3 separate regions of the Homo sapiens genome follow, and regions 2 and 3 are each linked to region 1. The links are chromatin contacts, found by Hi-C or POLR2A ChIA-PET in ENCODE. All regions are on one chromosome and are shown on one strand. The core of a region is the stretch at or near the end of the contact, and the rest is flanking DNA. Distances in the headings are between cores, read along the strand shown.

Region 1 (2,723 bases), core at 143-2,642:
GAGGGGGAGGGAAGCCCCTTCTAGAAGGTCTGGGCTCTCCCTGGAGACTCTGATGAGGGTCTGAGGAAGTGGGATCCATCCTGTGCTGGCTGCTGTTTCCAAGACAGTCTCAGGAACAGCAGGATTGACTACTGTTTGGGTGCCAGCAAGAGCAAGGAGGGCTCAGCATTTGGGGATTCGTAGCAAAAGAGGGGTGCAGCAAAGCGGCTCTAGGGCACGATTGGTGAGGAAGCAGTGCTCACTCAAGGGAGATCATCCTGGCATTTTCCAGCTATAGGTTGACCCCGGGAGAAATGGCATTTTCGGCGGATGCTGCAGCTGGCTTTATCAGAGTGTGTCCTCCCAGCGGGATTAACAGCTAGGCTGCTTTCTTCTCTTTTCAGTCCAGGCTGATTTTGACTGTCACAGAGAAAAGTGTTCAAGAAGATGTTGAAGAAATATTCACCCTGACTGCAAATCCCCACACTGAGAAGTATTCCTTCTATTTACTTTGTACCTCCTATAATAACAAGGACAGCCTTCTTCACATGGTTGTCATGCAAATGCCTATAGAATAAATGAATGCATGCAAGAACGAATGAGTTATATGTTTTAAATAACGTTTTGGTTTTTTTAAAAATGTGCTAAATGTTTTAGGTATGTTAACTCCTTATGCCAACCTTATGAACATGTCATAGGACAATCTATTGTTATCCTCATTTTACAGATAAGGAAACGGAGGCTTTGAGGCATTAAGGCGCTTGCACAAGGTTGCAGCAAGTGTGGAATCGGGACCAGAAGACAGACAAGACAGGTTGGTCTGACTCCAGAACCTGCAGGCTGCGATGATACAGCTCAAGAGTGACACTGCTCCCTCAGAAGCCTGTGCCACCTCTTGTATTTCGGTTGTTTATTATTTTACTTTTTTATTATACTCCAGGTTCCTCAAAGGCAAAGGACCCTGTCCTAATTCATCCCCCCATTATCTTGCACAGAGCTCTGCTTGTAGTCTTTCATGGATACTTGATGATTCAATGAATAAAGAAGAAAGAGAGGGACAGAAGAGAAGGAGAGGATGGAAGGAAGGAAAGGAGGGAGGGGAAGGAAGGAGGGGGCTGTCATTTTGGTCAAATTTCCTTCATAAGGACAAGAGATGGGTAAGGCGAGCCCTTGTCTTTTGCGCCACCTGCTGGACATCCTCCAGTACTGCAGGGGACTGGAGAGCCCGGGTATGAGCTGCGAGCAGGATTTCCCTGCTTTCCAAAGATTTGGGATACATCAGCGACGTTGACAAGGCTTCGCTGAGAACCCAGGACGAATGGCTTCAAGACGACAAACCATAGGCCATATCATTGTGAAGCAGGACCACCCTAGATGTCTCTCCACTGTCACATGCCCTAGGCAGAGTTGGACGTCCCTCTGTCAAAGAGGCCAGTTGGAAGATCCTGTTGTCAACCAGCTCCATTTCCCCGCTGACCTACATAGCTACCCTTCTTCATCTCCGCTTGATCTTCAGGTGGCGCTGTGTCACACACTCTAGCTTTAAGTTTCTCTGTGCTCAGGCCTCTTTCTTGAGTGGCTATTACTTTAAAATATTTTATATTTAAAGATATTGGAGACCTTCACTTAAAGGAGCCCTGGAATGAGTCCTTTTATGAAGCCAAGGACCTTTTCACAAAGCCAAAGGATTTACCTTTATTGTACATTTAAAAGATTTTTTACAAAATCCTGGACACAGCTGTATAAATAGTAAAAGAGGATGAACTGATTATCTTTTACTGATCATGGTGAAACCAAAATCACCTAGTTTCACAGATATGTGGAAGGTTTCTCCTGGAGTCTGTAAGAGTGACAGCAGGTCAGAGAATGGATTAAGAGTCTGGGGAAATGAACTCTTGGGCAAACTTGCTTACTAGATACAAACCGAGTATAGTGCTCTGTCCTTCCCAACAATGGTGACAGCGGCCGCAGCTCCTTCCTCAAAAAGCCTGTTTTCATGCTGCTTCCTCCATTTACAGGGAAGTATCAGTGGTTACCACGCCAAGGGAGAGTGGCTTTGTAACATAGCTTTGGAAGCCTGAGTCCTGTGTCTCTGCCCCTTTGTTAGGTGCTGTAAGGTGAAGACTGTAGGATTTGAGTCATATCTAGTTTCAGATTTTGTCCCCAGCCCTCACTAGGTGTGGTTCAGTTAACCTAAGCTCACTAAACTTCACTTTCCTCACCTGTGAAATGGGATAACAAACTCATCTGCCAGGGTTATTCTGAGGATAGATAAATTCATGTAAACATAGTAAGCTCCAAAGAAATGGTAGCTGTTATTATCCCGAGTGGAGATGGGTGAGGCCTCTAGTAATCTATATCTTCATTCTCTCCTTCCTTCTAGGAATACGCTCAGCTTACAAACTACAGTTCCAATGGCCAATACGATAAAAGGAAGTTATTGGGTGAAACCTCAGGAAATGCTATTGAAGGGGAAGCTTATGCTTCTGACAGTCAGCCTCTGAGCTTTCCCTCTTCTTTCTTTTCCCTGCCTGGGACTCAGGAGTGAGAGGGGAGCTGAAGCAGATGTCGTGACCATGATGTAGGCTTGTGGAGAAATGCCATGTTTTAGGACTGGTGAAGCAGAAGACAGAGTTGGGGTCTCTCATGACATCGTGGGGCCTCCCTAGCAGCCCTGGACCACCTGCTTCTGAGAAATTTCAGATTACATAAGAGAAAGACACCCCTACCTAGCTGAAGCCCCT
Region 2 (2,723 bases), core at 105-2,604, 1.6 Mb after region 1:
TGCGCCCAGCCTGAACATTCTTTTTTTCTTTTCCTTTTTTTTGAGATGGAGTCTTGCTCTGTCGCCCAGGCTGAAGTGCAGTGGCGCGATCTCGGCTCACTGTAAGCTCCACCTTCCGGGTTCACGCCATTCTGCCTCAGCTTCCCGAGTAGCTAGGGTTACAGGTGCCCACCACCACACCCAGCTAATTTTTGTATTTTTAGTAGAGATGGGGTTTCACCGCGTTGTTCAGGCTGGTCGCGAACTCCTGACCTCAGGTGATCCACCTGCCTCGGTCTCCCAAAGTGCTGGGATTACAGGTGTGAGCCACCGCGCCTGGCCTTCTTTACTTTTGAATTACAATTTTGTCAGATATAATATTCTTGGCTGGCCAGTTTTTGTTTAGTATGTTTTAGCACTTTGAACATATCATTCCACCCTCTTCTAGCCTATAATAAAGTTTCTTCTGGGAAATCTGCTGATAATCTAATAGACGTTATCTTGTATTTGTTGGGTCACTTTCCTCTTATGGCTTTCAGGATTCTTTGTGACTTTTGACAACTTCATTATGATTCTTCTTGGTGTAGATCAATTTATTGTAGTTGGGGTTCTTTGAACTTTTTGAATTTGTATGTCCATTTCTATCCTCATATTTGGGAAGTTCAAATAGGCTCTCTTCTCCTTGTAGAACTCTCATAATGTGTATGTTGTTTCACTTTGTGCTGTCCATAGGTCCCTTAGGGTATCGCTATTTTTCTGTTATTCTTTTTTCTTTTTGCTCCTGTGCCTCAGTAATTTCAAAAGTCCTATCTTTAAGTTCACTGATTCTTCTGCCTGCTCAGGTCTGCTGTTTAGTCCTTCTAGTGAAATTTTCAATTCAGGTTTTGTATTCTTCAGTTTTAGAATTTCTGTTTGGCTCTTTATAGTTTCTATCTCTATTGATATTCTCATTTTGTTCATGCATCATATTCCAAATTTCATTTAGTTGTCTGTCTCTGCTCTCTTTTAATTTACTGAGCAATCTTATGACAGTTATTTTGAATTACTGGGCAGTTCATATGTCTTCATTTCTTTGGGGTTGGTTTCTGGAGTTTTAACTTGTTCCTTTGGATATACCATATTTTTGTTTATTTGTATATCTTGTTTTTTGTTGTTGGGATCTTGGCATTTGAAAAATCAGCCACCTCTCCCAGTCTTTGCAGTTTGGTTTTGTAGTGGAAGGATTTTCTTCAGTCAGCCTAGTTAAAGACTCTGGAGCCCTTTGAGCCTTTTCTGGGGCCATGTCCTCTCTGCTTGTGGGTGTAATCTCCTAATTGAAGTTGACTGGTTTCTAGTCAGGAGCTCTGCAGCACTGTGGCCTTGTTGGTATTGTAGTAAGCTGCAGTACTGGAGCTCCACCTAGTTTCTGTCTCTGGTACTGCAGCCTCTGGTGCCAACTGATGGCCTTTGTTCTTAGCTCCCAACCTGGTGCCCTGTTCCTGACACTATGATTTAGATGAGACAGAAATCATTCCCTCTGGCTGCACTCGAAAAAGTCAAAAACACTGGGTATACACCAACTTCTTTCTCTCCTTAGGGAGAAGTCGGGAATTGAGTGTTTCCTCACTGTGGTCTGTGCCCAAGAGAGGGCCTCTGGCTGTGGAATGCTCAGATTTTAAATCTGTGTCTCGTGTGGGGAATGTGTCTTGTGTGTCTGGGTTTCCTGTTTCTGTCTCGCTGATGTCACTCTCACACAGCCCTCTTTTACAGTAGAGGATCATGCTGTATGTACTGTCTGATAACCTTTTTTGCTGTCACTTAACATACTGTTGATAGGTACCTTGCTATGCCAGTAAATACAGATTGGTGTGATTTTTAATCCCTTCTTGAAGTCCTGTTATTCAGATATCATAATCAACCTTCTTGTTGGTCATTTAGATTGTTTCTAATTGTTCAGTTCTTTCGAAGTCAAATTCAATGAACATTCTTTTGTTTTTCAGAGACAGAGTCTGACTGTCACACAGGCTGGAGCGCAGTGGCACAGTCATAGCTCATGGCAGCCTCAAACACCTGGGCTCAAGTGATCCTCCTGTTTTAGCCTCCCAGGAAGCTGGGACTAAGGCATGCACCACCATACTGGGTTAATTTTTGTATTTCTTTTTGGTAGAGATGGGAGTATTGCTAAGTTGCCCAGGCTGGTCTTGAACTCCCGGCCTCAAATGATCCTGCTGCCTCTGCCTTTCAAAGAGCAGGTGTTACAGGTTTGAGCCACTGGTCCACTGGTGTCAGTGAGCTTTTTTTTTTTTTTTGGAGACAGGGTCTTCCTCTCTTGCCAAGGCTGGAGTGCAGTGGTGCAAACACAGTTCACAGCTCGCTGCATCCTTGACCTGGGTCATATGATCCTCCCACCTCAGCCTCCTGTGCGGCTGGGGCCACAGACATGCACCACCATGCCTGGCTAATTTTTTTTTTTTTTACTTTTTGTAAAAACAGGGTCTCACTTTGTTGCCCAGGCTGTTTTTGTTTGTTTGTTCGAGACATAGTCTCCCTCTAGCCCAGGCTGGACTGCAATGGTGTGATCTCAGCTCACTGCACCCTCTGCCTCCCGGGTTCAAGTGATTCTCCTGCCTCAGCCTCCCAAGTAGGTGGGATTACAGGCACTTGGCACCAGGCCTGGCTAATTTTTTGTATTTTTAGTGGAGACAGGGTTTCACCATGTTGGCCAGGCTGGTTTCAAACTCCTGACCTCAAGTGATCCACCTGTC
Region 3 (2,723 bases), core at 136-2,635, 1.1 Mb after region 1:
GCTGGGACTACAGGCGCCCGCCCGGACGCCCGGCTAATTTTTTGTATTTTTAGTAGAGACGGGGTTTCACCGTGTTAGCCAGGATGGTCTCGATCTCCTGACCTCGTGATCCTCCCGCCTCGGCCTCCGAAAGTGCTGAGATTACAGGCGTGAGCCACCACGCCCGGCAAGGAATACGTTTTAATAAAGTAAAAGTTACTGTTAATAATTAGGCACGTAACTCCTGGACCCTGAAACAATTACGCTGTCTTCTGTAAAACAGGAAAATATCAGGCATCACAGGAGAAGTATGATCCCATTTCTATTTTTTTAAATGTCTGTGAACGTGTGTAATCACAGAAAAACTCTGGAAGGTTGTCAGAAAAACGTTAACATACCCCTGGGGGTATGAAAAAAGGCGTTTTTCCTCCCCCTTCTCCCCCCCAGCGACCGATAGTTCTTTTGTCTTTTTACAATGAGCATGCATGCAACAGGAATGTTAAAAATCGATTTCTTTTTCTAAACCGACAATGTATACAATTATTAAAGGGGGAAAAACACTTCTGAAATGCAAAACATGGAATCACTCTTGCAGAGATACCAGAGATCTCTGAAAGCTGGAAGCGTGTCTCTTCTCTGAACTCCTAGTGCCTAACAAGCAGTAGGCAGCCCTCATTACTGCCTCTTGGCAAAAAGGGCAGAACAAACAGCTTTTGGTAGGTCTCGATCAAAATGGTAACAAATCACAGTTTTAATAAAATGGCAAATATTCTAACTGCCAACTCTTGGATGTTTGCATTATAAAATGAAGCAATACAAAGATAAAGGCAATTTTCTGTCTTCATTAAAAAAAAAAAAAAGCAACCTTAATACCCAGTGGCAACCCTAAGTTATGAATAAAGCAGCAGCACAGAAAATGCTGCTTGGGTTCCCTTTCCCAAGCTGTCCAGCCTCGGCGGCTCCGTTCTTGAGCTCCAAGAGTCTGGGCACAAAAAGCCGCGTGGCCCTGGATCCTGCAAATTGGGAAACGGGGGGATCCTGCAGGCCAATGGCCTTACGGGAGCCAATGTGACGGGATCAGGGGCAGACCCATTTAGGTTGCCGTAACCGGCCAATTCAGTACGCAATAGGGAAAATCAATTAGGATCTGCAGAGGGTTCCCGGATACACCTTGCGAAGAATGCCGCACTCTCCGCCACTCATTCCCCACTCACCGGCACCCGCTAAACCTTCAGCCTGAAATTTTCCTCCGAAGGGAAGCAGAGCAGAGGAAGAACTACCAAGTGCTACACTCAAAGCCTGCCGTCGCAGTGAGCGCGACCTCCAAACTGAGGCATTTTTGTTCCGGCGAAATCCCTCCCACTCAGGAAAGTCCCTAGAAAGAGAGCGCAGGCGCCTGGGTATCACATGACCACTTCCCGGAAGCGCAGCAGACCCGCTCAACTTCATCCTGGGTTGAGGCGGAGGAGAACTTCCAGAATTATGGCGAAGTCCGGGCTGAGGCAGGACCCGCAGAGCACAGCTGCAGCCACTGTGCTAAAGCGGGCAGTAGAACTAGATTCGGAGTCGCGGTATCCGCAGGCTCTGGTGTGTTACCAAGAGGGGATTGATCTGCTCCTGCAGGTTCTGAAAGGTGAGCAATGAGCCAAGGCGGGGAGGACCTGAGGAAAAGGAGCTGGTTCCTGCTGTGTCTGGGGTGAAGTGAAAGAGTTAAAAATGATTTTTCCACACCACGAAGAAGCAGTTAAATACAGAAGGTGGGATATTCTATAGGACAACTGGGCCGCTTTCTTTTAGATCTTTAATAGATTGATGTTACCTAGAAAAGGTGGGGAGGCTACTAGTCTAGATTTTAAAAGACTTAAGAGATATAAGATATAACGCAATGTAATATATAAGCTTTGATAGGACCTGGGTTTGTACGAACTTTAAAAGACATTTTTGGATCTATTAGAAAAGTTTGAATATAGATTGGGGGGCATTAAAATTATTTTCTTAGGCAATATGATTTTTTTTCCAAAACTTTCCTTAATTTTTAGAGATGCAGACCAAAGTGTTTTAGAAAGAGATGCTATGATGTCTTTAGTTAATTTTCCTTAAGCAAAAATTTCTTAAAAATCGAAGCTCTATTTGAGCAAAAATGCTAATTTTAAAAATTTCGGTGATGGGTAATAAGGGTGTTTATTATACGATTATTTTTAATTTTCTGTTTAAACATTTGCATTTAAAGCAAGCCAAAGTAAAATTATGTAGCGGTAGAAGAAGAAAAGTTTTTCTTAAACGGATGAGGTTCGGTGTGAGAAATGCGCAGGGTTGTGGAGGAGACAAGTGAGACTTTTCGTATTATTCAATGTTGAGAAATACCCAAATATTCCTTAACACCCAGCACAACCCTGGCTCACAGTAGACACTCAATATTTATGTATTAAATTGATAAGATCAGCTCCTGCTCCCCAACCCCCGACACTCCCGGTCTGGACTAAGCTCCCTCTGTTCTTTCTAGTTTAAGCTTCTTATAATTAAAGTGTTACAGAAGCTTTGGGGCAGCAGAGGGGAGCCCTTTATGGTTTGGTGCTTTGGTCAGAACTACAAACTCTACCGGCCGGGCGCGGTGGCTCACTCCTGTAATCCCAGCACTTTTTTGGGAGGCCGAGGCAGGTGGATCATGAGGTCAAGAGATCGAGACCATCCTGGCCAACATGGTGAAACCCCGTCTCTACTGAAAATACAAAAATTAGCCGGGC

What was found. Hi-C counts contacts between places; a loop is a spot of excess contacts on that map. ChIA-PET counts read pairs that join two places held with the same protein, here RNA polymerase II (POLR2A). Pooled maps may share reads with other maps.
Region 2: a loop to region 1 is called in a map of IMR-90, with 6 times the contacts of the local background. The contact joins two enhancer-like sites. A Hi-C loop is called at or near these places in 1 of 168 maps with a recorded cell type or tissue (IMR-90) and 10 of 50 pooled maps. POLR2A ChIA-PET finds 5 or more read pairs at or near these places in 1 of 52 experiments (OCI-LY7).
Region 3: a map of IMR-90 shows a loop between it and region 1 (19-fold over the local background). The contact joins the promoter of MITD1 here to the enhancer-like site in region 1. A Hi-C loop is called at or near these places in 1 of 168 maps with a recorded cell type or tissue (IMR-90) and 4 of 50 pooled maps. POLR2A ChIA-PET finds 5 or more read pairs at or near these places in 1 of 52 experiments (AG04450).

What each region holds. Positions count from the first base shown.
Region 1 is chr2:100,261,487-100,264,209 of GRCh38, reverse strand. No RefSeq gene overlaps it. Among named protein-coding and RNA genes, the nearest start is that of LINC01104, 55 kb to the right of the region's middle. Within about 2 kb of position 1,392, at least 2 of the 41 ENCODE cell types and tissues checked have a DNase peak (open chromatin) inside an H3K27ac peak, as active enhancers do.
Region 2 is chr2:98,648,267-98,650,989 of GRCh38, reverse strand. The region is part of intron 8 of MGAT4A (alpha-1,3-mannosyl-glycoprotein 4-beta-N-acetylglucosaminyltransferase A); the gene reads left to right. Among named protein-coding and RNA genes, the nearest start is that of UNC50, 41 kb to the right of the region's middle. Within about 2 kb of position 1,354, at least 2 of the 41 ENCODE cell types and tissues checked have a DNase peak (open chromatin) inside an H3K27ac peak, as active enhancers do.
Region 3 is chr2:99,179,720-99,182,442 of GRCh38, reverse strand. MITD1 (microtubule interacting and trafficking domain containing 1) reads left to right here and starts at 1,385. Exons shown (of 7, transcript NM_138798.3): 1 at 1,385-1,612. The coding sequence starts at 1,462. MRPL30 (mitochondrial ribosomal protein L30) reads right to left here and starts at 1,259. Exons shown (of 6, transcript NM_145212.4): 1 at 1,194-1,259. RefSeq lists a silencer at 878-1,050 and enhancers at 1,268-1,317, 1,338-1,567, 1,578-1,717.